Regions from separate parts of the Homo sapiens genome. Here region 1 is linked to region 2. Evidence: chromatin loops called from intact Hi-C (ENCODE). Cell type or tissue: PC-3. All regions are shown on one strand. Links, peaks and the distances in the headings refer to the core of each region. The heading gives the core; the rest is flanking DNA. Region 1 has its middle 30 kb from the start of S100A7. Region 2 holds the start of PGLYRP4 (peptidoglycan recognition protein 4).

The links. Peaks named below come from ENCODE experiments on the same cell type or tissue, not always from the same donor. Only the 100,000 strongest peaks of a DNase experiment are listed, where the experiment ranks them.
Region 1: it touches region 2 in a loop (7-fold over the local background); 102 of 110 quality-filtered maps call a loop at or near these places.

What each region holds. Positions count from the first base shown.
Region 1 is chr1:153,486,521-153,495,721 of GRCh38, reverse strand. No RefSeq gene overlaps it. Among named protein-coding and RNA genes, the nearest start is that of S100A7, 30 kb to the right of the region's middle. In PC-3, for the core only: no CTCF peak of the experiment used is centred there; DNase peaks (open chromatin) are centred at 4,891 and 5,291; H3K4me3 peaks cover 528 bases; H3K27ac peaks cover 2,506 bases.
Region 2 is chr1:153,348,592-153,357,792 of GRCh38, reverse strand. It overlaps PGLYRP4 (peptidoglycan recognition protein 4), which reads left to right and starts at 8,952. Exons shown (of 9, transcript NM_020393.4): 1 at 8,952-9,201. RefSeq lists silencers at 3,993-4,042, 5,068-5,117. In PC-3, for the core only: CTCF peaks have their summits at 2,127 (motif pointing left), 3,080, 4,013 (motif pointing left), 5,170 (motif pointing left) and 1 weaker place; DNase peaks (open chromatin) are centred at 2,112, 4,022 and 5,152; H3K27ac peaks cover 508 bases; H3K27me3 peaks cover 2,786 bases.

The sequences.
Region 1 (9,201 bases), core at 888-8,887, 140 kb before region 2:
ATGGGTCCTGGGGAGGGATGAGGTCACAGCCTGCTGTTCTGAGAGGCGGGTGGGGAAGCCAGGCCAGCAGGCAAAGAGAATCTTATGTGTTCTGCATTTTAAGGATAGGATAATCTCTGGGAAAAATCCAACATACTTTGGGAGTGGATCCTCTTTGTCTCAGGGCAGTTCAGAGCAGGTGTGACCCCAAGCAAATGTCCCCTGGGGCCAGCCTGTCCTCCCCAGCTGGGTGTTCACCTACCATGCTCGCCCTTGCTTGTTGTTGCTTTGCTCCAGTAGCTTTCCCTCAGCTGGCCCGAGGGACTCAGAATGAGAGCCTGTGGCCCTAACCAAAGAGTGACCTCTAGGGAGCTCTTATTTCAGGGGAAGACCACTCATGACCACAGGAGCTCCTAGTCTCACGGTAAGGATAGGGCATCACCATAGCTTCTCCCTGCGTGGGTCAGAGTGACCCCAAAACTGATCCCCCCTCTTTCACCTCCAGTCTGATGGCAAGAAGTCAATGATGTGTCCCCTGGCCTCCTGGGAGCAGTGGTTGGGTGAGGGGTGACATCAGTACTCTTAATTTAGAAAGTGGGTGGGACCAGGGGAAGGGTCTCGTAATAGACCTAGGCCATTGCCAAGATTGGCCAGCAGGGGGCGGAGTAGACCTTAGCAGGAGAGGGCAGGCAGAGGAAGGAGGGAAAAGGGAGGAGATGGTTTGATGGAAAGGGCTCTCAGAAGGAAGGTGGGGAGGGGCTTGGTGGGAGCTGGGAAGGTGCCATCCTGCTTCATACCTTGGCTTTGGCAGGGGAGGTCTGCATGGTCTTCTTGAGGAGAGAGAAAATAATTACAGAGACACTGGAATGGTTGAGCTGCAGAATTTACCAAACCAGGGACCTCTTATGTCTAGGTTCTCATTATATGAAATAATAATCCTCTATTTATAATCCACTTTAAATCAATTAATGTATTTTTTTTGCAATCAAAAGGCTCCCAACTGTTGCAAATTTCCTTTTCCAAGACTAATTAGGGAGGGACACTCAATCTCCAGCTCCCCTCTTTGTTGCTGAAATCAGACATCATCCATGCCAAGGTTCTGCTCACCAGAAGCTCAGCCCCTAGCAAGCAGGACCTGCCTAGGGGTGGGGGGGTTGACTTTTCCTTTGCCTCCATGCCCCTTAGTGGCACTTGGTTTTGAGGAAGACTCTCCTCCTCTGCTGCACTCTGAATTTTCTCTAACCTCAGGAAAATCTAGTGGCTTTCCTTTTTAGATGGAAATGATGCTTCACTGAGAATCTCCCATCCTGATATTTAACAACATCATCTACATTCATGAATGTGTTGATGTTTTCCATCTGTGTTGTTTTGTGTTGGGTGGAAATTGAGATAAGGGTTGAATTTTGCATGTGGCTCAAGGTATAGGCCAGATATTTCATGCATGAATACAGGTTCCATAGGCAGAAATGAGCACCAGAATATACAGACTCCTGTAATTTGTGGGAATCTTGGCGAGGGCTTTGGACATATTCGGGGGGTGCAGGGTGGAATCAGGGCAGGGTGGTGGTAGTTACGAACAGAGAGGCCCCTGCTGACATGTAGGCATCAAATGCAGTTCAGAATTTTTAATTTATAGATTCTAGTAGAGAAGACTATATAAAGATTTCTATTTTGGAGGTAGATGTAGAAAAGCTTGAAGTGGCCAGAGATAGTGTTTGTGGTGCAGATAGCAGAGATGATACCCTAAGACCTGTGAAAGCAGTCACAAAAAGCTGCGCTTTGTTTGTTAAAGATGTTAGCTGTGGTTTATGAGATGTGCTGCTTTGGATGATGGAAGATTAAGCCTGTGTTGGCATGGTGATGGAAAACATGTTGTTCACAAATAAAGTCTTTGTGAACATGTCCTTCTTTGATTCAGAATTGAGGCAGGCAGAGCCTGCTCCCATGGGCTGAGAATTTGCAAGCCAGGGTGGCCTCACCAGCTATTTGCTCTGGGGCCATGACCTCAAGAGTAGGGTCCTGGTTTTCGTTACACGAAACAAACATTTATGGTAGCCAAATGATGATGATTGTGTAATTACAAGACTGGATAAAGTGATGGAGGAAATACAATCTCAAGCATTTGTGGAAGGTAGAGGGCAGAAGGGTTGTTGTGGTTAGGGAGGCTTCACAGAGCAAGCAGGACTTGACAGGACTTGATCTGGGCTCGGAAGGTGGCCACCGTGAGACCTGTCAGACTGGAGCAGACTGTGCTACAGCTCCTGGGGAGGAACATGCCTGGGGTGGGCCGTGGAGGGCCTCACACGCAAGGGCTGGAGGGGTTAGAATTGGTATGCTGATTTAATAAAGAGGAGGAAGTCACAGAAGGAAGAAGTCACATACCTGGATATTTAGAAAATAGTAGAGGGGGCTGGGCGTGGTGGCTCCCGCCTGTAATCCCGGCACTTTAGGCCAAGATGGGCAGATCACCTGAGGTCAGGAGTTCCAGAGAAGCCTGAACAACGTGATGAAACCCTGTCTCTACTAAAAATACAAAAATTAGCTGGGTGTGGTGGCCTGTGCCTGTAGTCCCAGCTGCTGGGGAGGCTGAGGCAGGAGAATTGCTTGAACCTGGGGAGCAGAAGTTGCAGCGAGCCGAGATTGCACCACTGCACTTCAGCCTGGGCGACAGAGCAAAACTCCATTTCAAAAGAAAAAAAAAAAAAGAGAGAAAATAGTAGAGGTGTCACGCCAAGCTGCATCAGTGGAAAAAGCCAAGTGGAATAACTCAAGCATCATTTTTCTCACCCCCAAACTTCTCATGGGGGTTTCATTATCTGATTCCATCTTCCGTTTTCCATATATTTGCTCAATCCCTTCTTTTCCTAGTGATACAGGCAGGAGGCAGGAGTTCAGCCCAAGTGGACCCCTTGGCCAGAGAGTGTCTGGTTGGGACTTATGGATTATGTCCAATTTCTGGGTGGCAACAGAGAGGGTGGCTGGAGATTGAGTGTCCCTTCATTATTCTTGGAATAGGAAATTCTGAGAATATTGGAATAGGAATTCCAAGAATATTATTCTTGGAATAGGAATAGTCTTGGAAAAGGAAATTTGTACCATTTGAGATCCTTCCAGTTGTAAACAAATAAAATAACTGGTTTAAAGTGGATTATAAATATAAGTTTATTATCTCATATAATAAGAAATCTAGAGATAAGAGATCCCTGCAGCTCAACCATTCCAGTTTCACGGTAATTCTTTTCTCTCTTCTTGAGAAGCAATAAGCACAGCTCCTTCCATGACAATGTCCAAAGTAAATAGGGGTGGGCGCAGTGGTTCATGCCTGTAATCCCAGTACTTTGGGAGGCCAAGGCAGGTGGATTGCTTGAGATCAGGAGTTCGAGACCAGCCTGACTAACATGGTGAGACCCTGTCTCTACTAAAAATACAAAAAATTAGCTGGGCATGGTGGTGCATGCCTGTAGTCCTAGCTACTCAGGGGGCTGAGGCAGGAGAATTGCTTGAACTCGGGGGGAGGAGGTTGCAGTGAGCCAAGATGGCGCCACTGCACTCCAGCCTGGGCAACAGAGCAGGACTCTGTCTCAAAAAAAACCAACCAAACCAAAACAAACCAAAACAAAACAAAAACCAAAACAAAGTAAATAGGGAGTGCAGGGAACTTTTTTTTTTCTCCCAAAACTTTTTTTTTTTGTTTTTTTGGAGAAAGGCAGAAAATCTTTCTCATAAACTCTCCAGAAGACATCTCCTTCATATCACCAGCCAGAACTAGGTCCCATCTAGGCCACTTCTAGAGGCACAGGAGGCTTGGAGACCAAGTCTTTGGCATTGTTGGCCTTTGTTGTGGAAGGTGTGGTCTGCCAGCAAGAAGGAAGGAGAGGGGACTGGTGGATGGTTGGTGACCAGCAGTGACTACTGCAAACCCAAGGAACAGAGGAGTGGCAGAATTACTGCAGAGGGGAGGCAAGAAGACCAAGTCCTTGGGGTTTGCAGGGAAAGAGGAGGCAAGCTCTTGTGTTTAAGAATACCTGTGTGGTGGGTTCAAGGTGCACTGTAGATTGAGTGCTTTGGCTTTGTGTGAGGGACACCCCACGGCACCTGTGCTAGAGTTTACTTAGACGGCGAGACCAAAGCCACCTCAGTCTCTGTTTTTCCTCCTGTAGTTTCAACCACGAGGATTCACCTTGAATTCACAGAGTGGAGGCTGGCATTGTCTCCTGGGCAACATATTCCTCCTTCCTCTATGAGGAAAAACTCCCCAGAGGCCGGACACTCCTGGGAGTGGGTAGAAATGAAGACCTGGGGAGGGGTAGAGACAAGAACTCATCTCTTTCTCTTGAACTTCCAGGTCTGAACTCCCTGCCCTTAGCAGTGGGAGGAGAGGGGTGCAGAAGGGCAACGGCAGATGTCTGCCTGATGGGGAAGAAGCAGCCCCAGCTGGGGAGTTCCTAGCTTTGTGAGGGGCAGTGCTCTGACCAGGCTAGGCTGGAAGTCAGGGGCTGACTGTGAGGGGCTTTGTGGGTGGGGATGCTTGGCAGAGGGGAGGGATCATGAGTGCTGAGTGGGGGGCGGGGAGGGGCTGGGAAGGGATTTGGTGAAAGGCTTATGGGGTCCTGGGCTGGAGATGGGGTTCTTCAAACATGCTGAGGGGTGATGGTGGGGTTTCCTGGACCTCCCACCCCAAGACAACTGAGGAGGCTTCAGTGCCTCCCTCTTCTATCTTGTGTGTCACACTCTGTGGCTTGCCAACCAAGACTGTCAGCGGATTGCGTAGGTGTTTCCTCTCTCAGAAGTCAGTGGAGTCCCCCATTTCTTCAAAGAAAGCATGAGTGCCTGCCTTAGGGATCTGGAGCTCTGAGTTAAGTCTCCTTCAGTTCTTCACCAGCCCTGCGGCTTGGGCAAGCCACTTCACCTCTCCCAGTCTTGTTTTCGTCATCTATGAAACAGCAGCACTGTGGGGTCAGATTGACTGCTGTGTGAATCACAGCTCAGCCTCTGTTAGCCTCTGTTAGCTCTGTGTCTTCAGACAAATTAACCTCTTTGGTTTGCTTGCAGAGTTTTTGTCTAGAGTTTTCAATCACTCACTTCCAGATGAGTATTGCACTTACTTTTGCCAGGTGCAGGGCCTAACAGCAGCAGCAGCAACAGTGAAAAATCAAAGCAAAAGGGATAATGTCTCGTTTCGTCATTAGGAGGGATTCATATTACACCGTGAGGTTGGCTGGGGCTCAGATGAAGTCACCATTCTGACTGCTGTCATAAAAACTAAATGGGATAAAGAGGGTTTTGTAATCTGCGAAGGCTGCCAGGACAGACGTAAGGATGAATCAATCCCTGGGAAGGAAGCCCAGATGGTGGCTTTTCAGACTTGACAACAGGTGGCGGCTCCCGCCCTCAGGGTGGGACTCTTGGATGGGCCCTGTCCAGCTCCAGGACCAGGTAGGCCTGGAGGGGCCTTTCCTCCCGGGGAAAGGAAGTGGCATGCATCCAGAGTTCCCAAAGTGGCGATTCCATTTACCTTGCTCAGTATTTGACTCTCTCGTCCTCCTGTTTGAGACGGGAGGAATGATGGTGGGTGAGGAATTCGGGAAAGCCGCTTTCATCCCTCCTTTTGCAGTGAACTCGGCCCAATCCCACTTGTCCAGGAGTGTTCTGCACCACCCCACCTCGGGGTTCAGGAGGAAAAGGCCACTATATGGCTTTAATTTTAGGATTGAGATAGAACTTTAATAAATTTGAAGGTTCAGTGTTAGAGCCTTCAAGTTTTGCAGTTTCATGGCAGTGGTTGAATGTTCCCATTTGTGCCCTTGAATTCCCTGATTGTGATTCGCACTGTTGTCCCCACCACTCCACTGCCACTACCACCGCCACTCCACTGCCACTACCACCGCCACTCCACTGCCACTACCACCGCCACTCCGCTGCCACTACCACAGCCACTCCACTGCCTTTACCACCGTCACTTCTGCTATTGTAGAGTCACAGCTCACAAGGTGGGTAGCACGAGAGCTAAAAATAAACAGGTTTAAACTAGGTGTCAGAGTCCAGCAATTAAGGGCAAGGATTCTAGAGCCAGACTGCCTGAGTTCAAATCCAGGTGTGACCATTTACTGCCTGTGTGATCTTGGGCAAATTACATAATCCTATAGTGCCTCAGCTTTCACATCTGTAAAGTGGGGGTGATAATAATAGCTCCTACCTTTTAAATGTGTTGTAATGATTAAATACATTCATAGATGTAAAGCCTTTTTTTTGAGATGGAGTCTCACTCTATTGCCCAGGCTGGAGTGCAGTGGTGCGATCTTGGCTCACTGCAACCTCCGCCTCCCGGGTTCAAGCGATTCTCCTGCCTCAGGCTTCCGAGTAGCTGGAATTACAGGCGCCCGCCACTGTGCCTGGCTAATTTTTGTATTTTTAGTAGAGATGGGGTTTCACCATGTTGGCCAGGCTGGTCTCGAACTCCTGACCTCAGGTGATCCGCCCACCTCAGCCTCCCAAAGTGCTGGGATTACAGGCATGAGCCATCGCGCCTGACCTGAATATTTTTTATTCCATTTTACAGGCAGAGAAACTGAGGCTCAGAGATGTAACTTGTCACATCCACATAGCTAGGAAGTAGAGGAACCAGGTTCAAACCTGTGATTTTTGGCCCCCAAGGCTAGTGCTCTTCACTACGGGTTTATACACTGCAGCCTCCACAACTGCGTTGCTTTTTTTAGCACAAGGGCAGTGTCTCACACATCTTTCCAGCACACACAGGCCTTGCCTCGTGAGCCTGGCACTTGGCACGTGTGATTTTAGTGTGATAAAGACTCTGGTATGTCTGGGCTTCCTTCCAGGGTGTACTCACTTTCCAGAGCTTTCTAATTTGTGTTTTTCATACTGTGTTCAAGCCCTTGTATGAGGAAGCCAGCCCTATCTGGATTTCCTTCCTAGTGACTCCAGGGCAAGCAGTAGTGCAGGAGACTCAGGGAGGAGGGTGCTGGAGGGCAGTGCCATCTACCCAGACAGATGTCGGCTTGGTCTCTCATTCCCAGTCATTAGCTCAGAGCTTTTGGTGTCCTGGGTGGTTAGCAGTTGGATAAGGGCAAAGACCCTTTTTTTTTTTTGTATTAAAAAAATGGATATATCATGGCTGACTCTGGGCATGCTGCCTATGAGTTAGTCCTGCTCCGCAAGGAGCAGTACTGGTCATTAAAGATTGCTGTCTAACACTACCAGCTCACCAAAGAATTAAAAAAGATTGATATATCCTAGTTGTACATATTTTTGGGGTACATGTAATGTTTTGATACAGGTATATAGTGTGTAATGATCCAATCAGGGTAATTGGAATATTCATAACCTCAAATACTTATCTTTTGTGTTAGAAACAGTACAATTCTTCTTTTCTAGCTATTTTCACATTTACAATAAATTATTGTTAATGTAATTTCCCTATTGTATTATCTAGTACTATCAAATACTAGAACTTAGTATCTAGAACTTATCAAATACTAGAACTTATTCCTTCTATATAACTGTATTCTGTATTCCTTCTATATAACCCTTTATATATTTCTTTTCATTCCCCTCTCCTTCTCCCCTTCCCAGCAATTGAATTCCCATTCAATTTCTTTTTATTCCCCTCTCCCTCTTCCCTTCCCAGCCTCTGGTAAGACTCCCATTCTCTAGATGAGATTTACTTGCTTCTTGCTCCATTTCAGAGACAGAGAAGAAGACAATGGCCTCAGTAAGATATACATAAGATGATCTTCTAGGCAGTAATACTAGTGACCATGGCAGAGAGAACTTGACTGGACTTGTGTTTCATGCAATGTAAGAAAAGCAGGCACAGCAAAAGAGAACCCACACTCCCCCACATCCCCTGCAATGTAACAAATAACATAAGGAATGCTTGATTACCCACCAGCTTAAGATAGAAACCATCACCAAAGACCTAAATGTAAGAGCGAAAACTATAAAACTCTTTAAAAACAGGGGAAAAGCTTAACAATGTTAGATTTGGCGATGAGTTCTTGGATAATGGTGGGAGGATTGCTTGAGCCTGGTAGGCAGAGGTTGCAGTGAGCTGAGATCCCACCACTGCAAAAAAAAAAAAAAGAGAAAAAGAAACAGAAACAGGGTCCCACTCTGCTGCCCAGGCTGGAGTGCAGTGGCAGGATCATGGCTCACCATAGCTTCAAACTCCTGGGCTCAGGTGATCCTCCCACCTCAGCTTCCCAAGTAACTGGGACCACAGGTGCACACCACCACACCTGGCTAAATATATTTATTTTTTTTTGTAGAGATGGAGTCTCACTATGTTGCCCAGGCTGGTTTCAAACTCCTGGGCTTAAGCGATCCTCCTGGCTCAGCTTCTCAAAATGCTAGGATGCCTGGCCCATTTTTAAGTTTTTTTTTTCTTTTTTTTTGAGATGGAGTTTCGCTCTTGTCACCCAGGCTGGTGTGCAATGGTGTGCTCTCGGTTCACTGCAACATCCGCCTGCCGGGTTTCAAGCTATTCTCCCATCTCAGCCTCCTGAGTAGCTGGGATTAAAGGCATGCGCCACTACACCAGGCTAATTTTTGTATTTTTAGTAGAGAGGGGGTTTCATCATGTTGGCCAGTCTGCTCTTGAACTCCTGACCTCATGTGATCTGCCTGCCTTGGCCTCCCAAAGTGCTGGGATTACAGGCATGAGCCACCATGCCCGGCCTAAATTTTTTTTTTTAATTAAGTTTTTAACTCTTTTTTTTTTTTGCATATTATGTGATGCAGAATGAAATCTAAATCTGTTTTTTATGTATATGGATACTTAATTATCCCAGTGTCACTTACTGACTCGGCTGTCATTTCCCACTGATTTGCAATCTCCCCACCCCGTGCCTCAGTGTCTCATGCAATGCCCACCTGTCTCACAGATCACGTTTCCATTTATGTACGGGCCTAATTCTAGGATGTCTGCTTTGTTCTGCTTTTCTATCTCTATGCCTTCACTTTCATGTCTTGGCGATCACTGCTTTACATAAGTCTTCTCTCTGGTAGGCCACATCCACCATCTCGTTCAACTTCAAAATTATCTAGGCTCTTCCAGATACATTTCAAAACTGGTGTATCTTGCTGGGTTGATTTCTAGATATTTCAATGGTTTGTTCTATAACAAATGGCATTGTTAACTTTTTTTACTAACTGTTGCTAGTATACAGGACTACAACTGACTTGTGTAGACCTAAACATTGCAGG
Region 2 (9,201 bases), core at 723-8,722:
GCCCTGTCTCCGGAAGATTGCTTCACAGGTGAGCAGTGTGGTAATGCTGCCAGGAAGGGGGCTGGGGCGGGGCAGGAAATGTTCACAGAGCGCCTTCTGCTTTTTTGTGAAATTCCCAGCCCTGGCCTGAAACTGGTTTGGGAGGAAGCTGGTTGTTTAGTTCATTTCCCTTCTATCCTAAGGCCCTACTCTCCCCGAGCGAGCCTGCTGCTCCTCTGGCACCACTCAGCCCCCCATCCCCTTTGAGGTTGAAGCAGGCTGAGGACCTATGGGGGCCTGACCCTCTCGGCTGCCCCCCATGGGCAGTCTGCCCCTTCCTTTTAGTCCAACAAGGATGGTCTGAGCTCTCACCCATGCTTGCCTGGCTCTGTGATACTTAGGATGGCGAGGGGTTGGTGTTCTTAGATTCATAGGGTGAGATTTGGGGTTAGAAGGGTTCTCAGAGGTGGGCAACCCTCTTGCATTGTAGATGAAGAAACTGACACCCGGAGATGGACCTGAGCAAGGTCACATAGCTGGTTGCTGACTTGGCAGGAAGGGGACCCAGCTATTCTGGTTCCTGGTTAAGGGCAATTCTGATGATACCTTCCTCTTGCAGTCTGAGTGAGAGAGCCTCAGGGCGAATATGTTTCTAGCATCTCTCAGCATCATTTTTCTAAATCCTGCTCCCAGCAAGGGTTCCAGGAACTTATAACTTGGGAGACAACTGTTTTTACTTAGCCTCCTGGTGGGCAAGATGTGTCCTTCTCCTGCTACGAACCTCCAGTTGCTCCCCATTGCCTATGGAGAAAGCTTGGCTTAGCCCTGCGCACAAAGCCCTCTTGGAATGGCCCTGCCTGTCCGGCCAGCTTCCCTTTCACTACCTCCCTGCCCACTGTGGGAACACAGGGCCCACCTCCCACCTTGCCACCCCAGGAGTGCCCTTCCCCTACTCCACAGTGATATCCTGCCCGCCCCCACGGCTCAGTTCTAATGCACTCTCTTCCAAGGAGACTGCTCTGTGCTTCCCATTTGGAAACAGTTTCTGTCTTCCTGACTATGATTCTCATACCACTTCTGGCTCTCAACACTTGCTTTCCTGGAGTAAAATTATATACATATTTTGCCTCTGTCCAACAATTGGCTGTAGATCCTCAAAGGTAGGTTCTCATTCATGTTCTCCTTCTCCTATGCACACAGCCCGGGGCTTGGCAAGAGAGACACCCTCGGATTTGCTGATTGATCCTTGCTGAAGTCCTTGCTGGCATCCTTTCCCGTCACCCCTGGAAGCCAGTATGGATGATCCACCCTGGGACTCCCTCTTGCTTGCTGCCCCCTCTCTCTATCAGGAAAGATGGTTCTCTTCTTCTACCTGCACTGGTTATTTTGTTCTGTCTCCATGAAGCCTTCCTTTATTGCCCCAGCCCCTCCTGACTGCTTTGTCCTCTGAAAGCCTGAGGCAATCTCTGTGTGTGCTAAGCATTGGCCCTAAGCATGGCCTGCCTCACACTGCTGAGATGCACCTGGAGTAGTGGTTAAGACTTCAGACTGTCTGTGTGACCTTAGGCAGTTTACTTAACTTCTCTGTGCCTTACTTTTCTTATCAATAAAATAGGATAATATCAGGACTTACCTTGAGGATTGCGACAATACATGGAAAGTTGGGAAGAGCTCAGTAAATAAAAGGTATTATTACTAATAATCTTTTCATTCATTTATGCAACAAATATTTGTTGAGCACCTACTGAGTGCCAGATATGAATGCTAGATGCTGGGAGAACTTGATGAGTGAGTCGCAATACAAAGGGGAGACATAATCTTATATCCTGTCTTCCAAATTACGTTTTAAACTCTTGGTAGCTAAGGACAGGGCTTGGCACAGTGCTAAGCACACAGCAAGCATCTAATAAATAAATGAGTGCTTGAATACATGAGTCGCCTACGAATGAATGAACGGTGCAGACACAGCTCAGGAATACATGAGGTAGATTTCCTATCCAAGTCCACCTTCCATTGTTTAAGCTAATAGAGGAAACCCAGCCAGCAGCCAGCAGCCAGCAGCCAGCAGCCAACCCTGTGTGCCAGTGCAGCCTGTTCTGCAGTCCCTGCACAGCCCCAGGCGCCCTTCCTGTGTGCTCCCATGGCGCCCTCTGCTGCCTCTGACAAAGCACTTCTCACTCAGGACCAAGGATCTCCAACTCACCCTTGCGGGAACCAGACCCAAGGTGAAGCTGGTGGGGCATGAGAACATCAACGGCAGCAGTAGGGCAACTTGTGGCCACTGATATGGGGCCTCAGGGTTGGGGACACTGGACAGTGGTGGCAACTGTGGGGAATGAGAACGTTCCTACCTTGAAGGGACAGCCAGTGTCAGGCCAGGGCTGCCACGTGGGAAAGTAGACCAGATGTTCTTGGACCTCCTGAGGGCCCAGGACATCTGAAGCTTTATATGAAAATTCCTGTTTAATACAATTTGTCCATTAATTTAAAATAAAAACAAAAAAAGCATGACAATGAAGCAGGGTGTGTGTGACTCAAACCCTGAGTGATGGTGTGCGGCAGGCATCTCTGCTTTGTCATGGAGCTCTCAACTTTCAGGTGGACTTTCTGATTCCTCCACACCACTGTGGCTCCTCTAGGCAGGGATGCTGCCTGCTACCCTCCAAAGTCTTAGCACCAGGCAAGGGCTGGCTCAGAGGCACTGGATGAACGCTTGTTGATTGAATAAATTCAGGAGTGCATGAATCAATGATGAAATGAGTGAATGTGACATAAACACTGGCCTGTCACCCTCTGTTCTGTGACTTTCTGCAGAGCCACTGACTGTGGTCATTTAGTGCTGATTCAGAATGAAAGTAAAATAGGGAGTTGGGGGAGAGAAGGCTCAGCAGTGGGTGGGAATGAGCAGCTGGTCAGGGTTTCAAAACAGACGGGAATCTGCACTTGGGGGATCTGATGCTGACAGTGGGCCCCCATCTTAGAAGGCCACTGCAGGCCCCCAGGTTCCAGGCTAGCCCAGGCGCAGGTGAGGCCAGGGCTGAGCCATTCTGGTTCTGACCGGAGCAGACAATTCCTGGCATGATCAGTAGGTGGCCGACACCCACCTGCCTCCTCACTGCCAGCCGAGGCCAGAGGTTGGACTGAGGGATGGTGGGATGGGGGTCTTCCCCTCTGGGTACTGATTTTCCAGGGAAAGTCGGAGCCTTCTGCTAGGGCATGAAGTGGGTGGGCCAATTTTCCTGGCTCTGTACAATGACTCGAGGTTTTCACTGGGAGAAAAGGGTGTGGCTTTTTGGGTTAAAAAACAAATAAGTGGCCGGGCACGGTGGCTCACGCCTGTAATCCCAGCACTTTGGGAGCACGAGGCGGGTGGATCACAAGGTCAGGAGTTCGAGACTAGCATGGCCAACATGGTGAAACCTCCATCTTTACTAAAGATACAAAAAATTAGCCGGGTGTGGTGGTGCGCACCTGTAATCCCAGCTACTCAGGAGGCTGAGGTAGGAGAACCGCTTGAACCTGGGAGGCAGAGGTTGCAGTGAGCCAAGATCGCGCCATTGCACTCTGGCCTGGGTGGCAGGGTGAGACTCCATTTCAAACAAACAAACAACCAAGCAAGTAAACAAACAAGCAGGCAGAGGTTCCTGCAGCTACCATCAAATCACTGTGCTCTTTCCCAGATGCCTGGGACCCACTGCGGGTCTGTCTTTCCCTTCTCTGCAGCTCCCACTGTGGTCTTTCAGGGAGCTTTACCCCTCCTGTGTTGTAATGGGGGTGTTACAGCAGGCACACAGTGGGACCCGGACTGAGGGACTGAGCTGGTTTTAGTCCTTAGCTTTCTCAGACTTGCTGGTGGTCTTTAGAAGTGATTTCCATGTTCGGGCCTCCATTTTCTTATCCATTACATGAGGAGATTGGGACAGCTGACCCTTAGGTCATTTCTAGCACAGATTCCAAGTTTTGATGGACTCTTGGTGGGCTTCATGACTACTACTAGCCTCATGGCCCCTGGACACTGTCTCCTGGCTTACTTGCTCCACCTGCAGGTGAAGTCAGGTCCCTCTCCTCACAGGGACTCTGATGCCTGAGGCCCAGCCCCACTCAGGCTGCGCACAGCCTGCTGCCTATTCCTCCACTCCCTGTCTTCCTCCTTGCTGGGAGTCCCAAGTGCTCTTCCTTGGAGATCTCTGGGTACGGGTCTCCTAACCACAAGCGCCCTAACATCCCCCATTTCCCCAGTGCTCATTCTAGACTCTAGTGCATTAGGATGACTTACAGAAGCTATCCACGGGTAGCTTCAGACCATTGTTCTACCACGTTTGGGCTCAGTCCACATCAAGCTTTGACCACCCCTGGCATCCTTGTGGCCTCCCTTGACTGGCCATCCTGAGGTCTCTGAGGCCCTCTGCTGAGAGCAGCCGCACTCCCTGCCCCCATGCTGGGCTGCTCCAGCATCCACAGTGAGGACCCTCCAATGATCTGGCTTCTTAGACATTCAACCTAAGCTTCCCCAAGTCTGGACCTCTCCCCCTGTCTCCACCTTGGCTGCCTCTGCTCATCATCCTCCTAATTTCTCAGACATGCCACCTTCAAAATTGAGAAAGCTGGCATTCCCTTTTGTTGCCTGGCTTCTGTTGCTCCAACCCTTTCTCCTCCCCGATCTCTTGGGAACCTGGCTTTTGCGCTCACTATGTCCCTAGGTTCCAGATCTCTGCAGAAATTTTTGGCGAGTATCTCAGCATCTGGCTTTTGGCATCCTCTGCTCTCAGGACTCCCTTTGAAGTCCACAGCCCTTTGTAAAGAATAAAGGGTTTTCACACTCAGCAGGCATTATAATCACTGGCGTTTGGATCTGTCTCCCTCATTATATTATTAACTACTTGAGAGCAGTGTTCTCAATGTACTCATCCCTGGATGATAAGCTTTGCATATGAGTGACACCTGACAAATGTTTGCAGAATAAAATGAATGACTGGCTTGGTTTGGCCAGAACTTATGCTTAGGAGATGGCTATGCCCTGTAATTATGAAGGCGTTGGTGGATAAAGCTAGTTAGAAAAAAAAAAGACGTGCCACACAGAAGCATGAAGGTAAGGAAGGAAGTGGAAGGGAGTGATGGATAAAAGAGGTTGCTCAGAGACTCCTAGTGAGTGAAAGGTGACTCCGGAGTTATCAGAGGGCGCATGCTGCCACCTTGTGGCCTATCTGCATCAGGACAGCCTGTGGGATTCCTTTGGCCCCAGGTTTTTAATCTTTTTGCTCTCTGGACCCTTTTATATGTATTCATAGAAGTTATTGAGTATCCCAAAGAGCTTTTGTGGATTAGATGTATCAGTATTTACTACATTAAAAGTTTAAAAAATTTAAAATGATTTATTAACTCACTTAAAGTACCATTAATAAACACATTACGTATTACCACGTTTTTAAACAATTAAAAATAATTATATATATATGTCAAAAGCTAGTGAGAAGAGTGTTTTTTTTTCACATTTTTGCAGACCTTTTTACTGTATGGCTTCAAAGAAGACAGCTGGTTTATCACATCTACTTCTGCATACAAGGTATTGCTGTATGTTGCTTTGGTTGAAGATTTGAAGAAAATCCAATCTCCCACAGATAAGTAGTTGCAAAGGGGATGAATACATTAATAGCCTTTAAATATATAATTGTGGATATTCTTCTCTCATATTACATCAAAACCCAACAAGTGATGGTTTCTCAAAGGTTAGTTGCAACGTAAAGTCTGAAACCATATCAATGAATTATTTGTTCTCTGTTACATTAGAATCAATTGGTCCCTCTTAAAATTTAATGGATCTTTTATCCAAACTTTGTGACTTCATATATTGATCATTTGGAAAATATTGGTTGACTGAGTTATGTACGTCTTCTAAATGCTGACATCATTTATTACTCTCTATATATACATATTTATATATATCACACACACATATAAATAAACCACATTTGGCCGGGCGTGGTGGCTCACGCCTGTAATCCCAGCACTTTGGGAGGCTGAGGCGGGCAGATCATGAGGTCAGGAGATCGAGACCATCCTGGCTAACACTATGAAACACCATCTCTACTAAAAATACAAAAAATTAGCCATGTGTGGTAGCACATGCCTGTAGTCTCAGCTACTTGGGACACTGAGGCAGGAGAATCACTTGAACCCGGGAGGCAGAGGTTGCAGCGAGCAGAGATCATGCCACTGAATTCCAGCCTGGGCGACAGAGATAGATTCCGTCTCAAAAACAAACAAAACAAAACAAAACAAAAAAAGCAAAAAAGCCCCACCACATTTGTTAATATCACCACTGATCCTGTCAGTAGTCTTCAAATATTGGGAAGCTGTCAAACTCATGGTGGCAGACACAAATTTTCCAAAATTCAAATTTTTGACTGAAAGCTCCAATTTTATTATGCTAACAAATTGTAGTTGTTTTCCCGGAAGTGAAAGGCTCACTTTGTTAATTTTCAAGAAAATGTATGCCGCATACCCAAATATGAGTATCCATAGTTTGGCTATCATTTGTTCTATGTTATTTGTTCACGGCGTCCATGAAAAGTGGCTGGTTCAGCTCACAACTGTAGCACACAAATGCTTTTCCTTGAGAGAATCAGGGTTGAGATTTAATAAAATGAGTAATTTTCACTGCTTCATCAAAAACATTCCTAAGTGAGCCTCCTTTTCTTGAAAGAATACATTGTGAAGAATACAATGACTGCTAGTGCAGTCTGACGCCACACATAGGTTCATGTCTCTAACGGTTTTTTCTACCATTGTTTTTGTGTCATCAGTGCAAATATCAGCACAGTGAGGAAAGTGAGGAGCCGGGAGTCTTGGTTTGTGGGCAGTTTCCTGTGGTGGGAAGTTCAGAGAATATTGTTCTGGAATTAGTTTTGATCTCATGGACCCCCCCAAGGGGTCTTGGGGTCCCCCAGTTTCCCCTGGGCCACTTTTTGAGAACCACTGCCTTAGGTACTTGAAGGTATGCATTATTTGAGGCAGGTCGGTGTGCTGGCTTGCTTTTCCTTTCCATTTCTTCTTTTGACACCTTTTAAAAGAGTGTCCTGTTTAAGTCTTTCTTTCTTTCTCTCTTTCTTTCTTTCTTTTTTCTTTCTTTCTTTCTTTCTTTCTTTCTCTCTTTCTTTCTTTCTTTTTTCTTTCTTTCTTTCCTTTCTTTCTTTCTTTCTCTCTCTCTCCCTCTCTCTCTCTCCCTCCCTCCCTCCCTCCCTTCCTTCCTTCTTTATCTGACAAATGCTTATTGAGTTTCTAACATGTGTCAGCATTATGCCAGACACTAAGCTAAACCCTGAGACTACAGAATAAAGTAAATTCCCACTTCTGTGAAATTCACAGCTGGAGGGAGGCTTAAGACAGAGGACAAAAAAATGTAAATATAAATAATGATAGTATTAAAGGCAGGTAAAGAGATAGACTTGGGAACTGCTCTTGAGGAGATTATAATTACAATTCATTCAGGTGCTAGAATGGAGAAGAGAGACTCTGAGCCTCTACCAGTCCCAACTAGTCACGGAGCCCTTTCCAAAGATGCCAGGCTGAAGTGGAGCCTCTGGGCGCAGGTGGGGAGCGAGGCTGGGCACTTGGGAAGGGTCTTGAGATGGTGGGAGGTGGGGCAGAGAGCACTGGGAGCCTGCTCTGGCAGCGTGGAGTGAGATGGGGCTGGGGGCCAGATAATTTAGGACTTAGGAGGTCCTCTCGGGATTCTGAGTTCACAGAATCAGAGAGGGACAACCCACACTGCTCTCTTCCTCCCTCCCGATGCCCTCGTCCCGGACAGCCCTCAGTCTGTTAGTCCTCAAGAATCTGTTGGTCTCTGGATGGGGCAGAGAATCTGTTGGTCCCCTTTGGCAGCCACCACCCAATCTCTTCTTGGGCTTCCCCTCCCCAAGCCGCTCCAAAAAGGGGAACCGAGTCTCCTCAAGTCCTTGGTGCCCCGGATGCAAGCCCAGAAACCTTCTCATTTTGAGAACTGTTCTACTTATTTAGGATGGGCGGCCAGCAAAAGGCATGGAGAAACAGCATGTTGCCAGGCTGGGGAAACTACCAGGGTCCCTACAGTGCTGGTCCCAGGCTGCAGTTCTTGGTCTCCTTCATCTCTGTCTCTGGCTCTGCCCCACATTCACCCTCACCCCAGGACAGAGCTCAGCAGCCCCTGCTCATCACACAGCTCCAGCCTGGGTCTGGGTGCATGACTGGGATGAATGCCAGGTAGACCTGGCGCATGCTCAATGGGCCCCATCCAGAGAGCGCTCCTGGGGAGCCCAGTCTGAGAGTGGGACTGCAGCTCACTGAGAGCAACTGTTCTGGATTCAGGGCACTTCCTAAGTGTCTAGGGAGGCTGCCCCACCCTCCGGGACATGAGAGGCTCTGCAGGTCCCCGTGGAGACTGCATCCTACTGCGTTCTTGGAAAGTGTCATGCAGAGTTTCCTCTGTGAAGACTCAAGGGCTGTAAGTCCAGGTTGCAGAATGTGGAATGAGATTAGGTGACAACTGGAACATGGCGAGGAGCTGGAGATTCTTGGTTTGTGGGAGGCTTTCTGTGGTAGGTGGCAGCTTGATGCCGACGGTGGGGAGTGGCAGGCGGGAGGATGATGGGCAGACATGTAAGCTATTGGGGCAGAATTAGGCATCGTGAGCTGTTTCCTGAGATTGTACCTCCCAGTTTCTCTCTGTCCATCCTGACCCTGCTCATGACCCTGGTAAAAGGTGGTGTTGGTGAGTGACTTCAATCCACAGTCTTCAGGCTCCTGGAGCAGAACTTCACAGGCAGGAAGTTTCTAGATGTTGCAGACACAACCCTCAGGCCCTGCAGGCTTTCCCAGGTTGGGGCTGAGGACGAGCTCTCGGGAGTGTTGGGCAATCTTGCCCTTTCCCAGGGAGGAGCTACCTGGGCTTATTCACAGGGCGGGTCCCCAGGTGCTCTCAGCCTGAGTCTGGTCCCACTTGCATTTCTCCAGGTGCTGTGAAAGGAGCTGGCTCAGAGCCTTGCCCTCTGTCTTCCCTTCTCCCCATCTTTTGTTAGGGATCCTGGGCTCTCTTCTCTCTGGGAAGCTAGAGCCCGAGTGCTCCATTCCCAGGGAGGGAGTGCCCTCTAGGGCTAGGGAGAGTGAAGGCTGGAGGAGAAGGCGCCAGTTGGTGAAGAAGGGCAGGGCCTGGAGGCCAAGTCTGGAAGGGAAGGAGCTGCTGGCCAA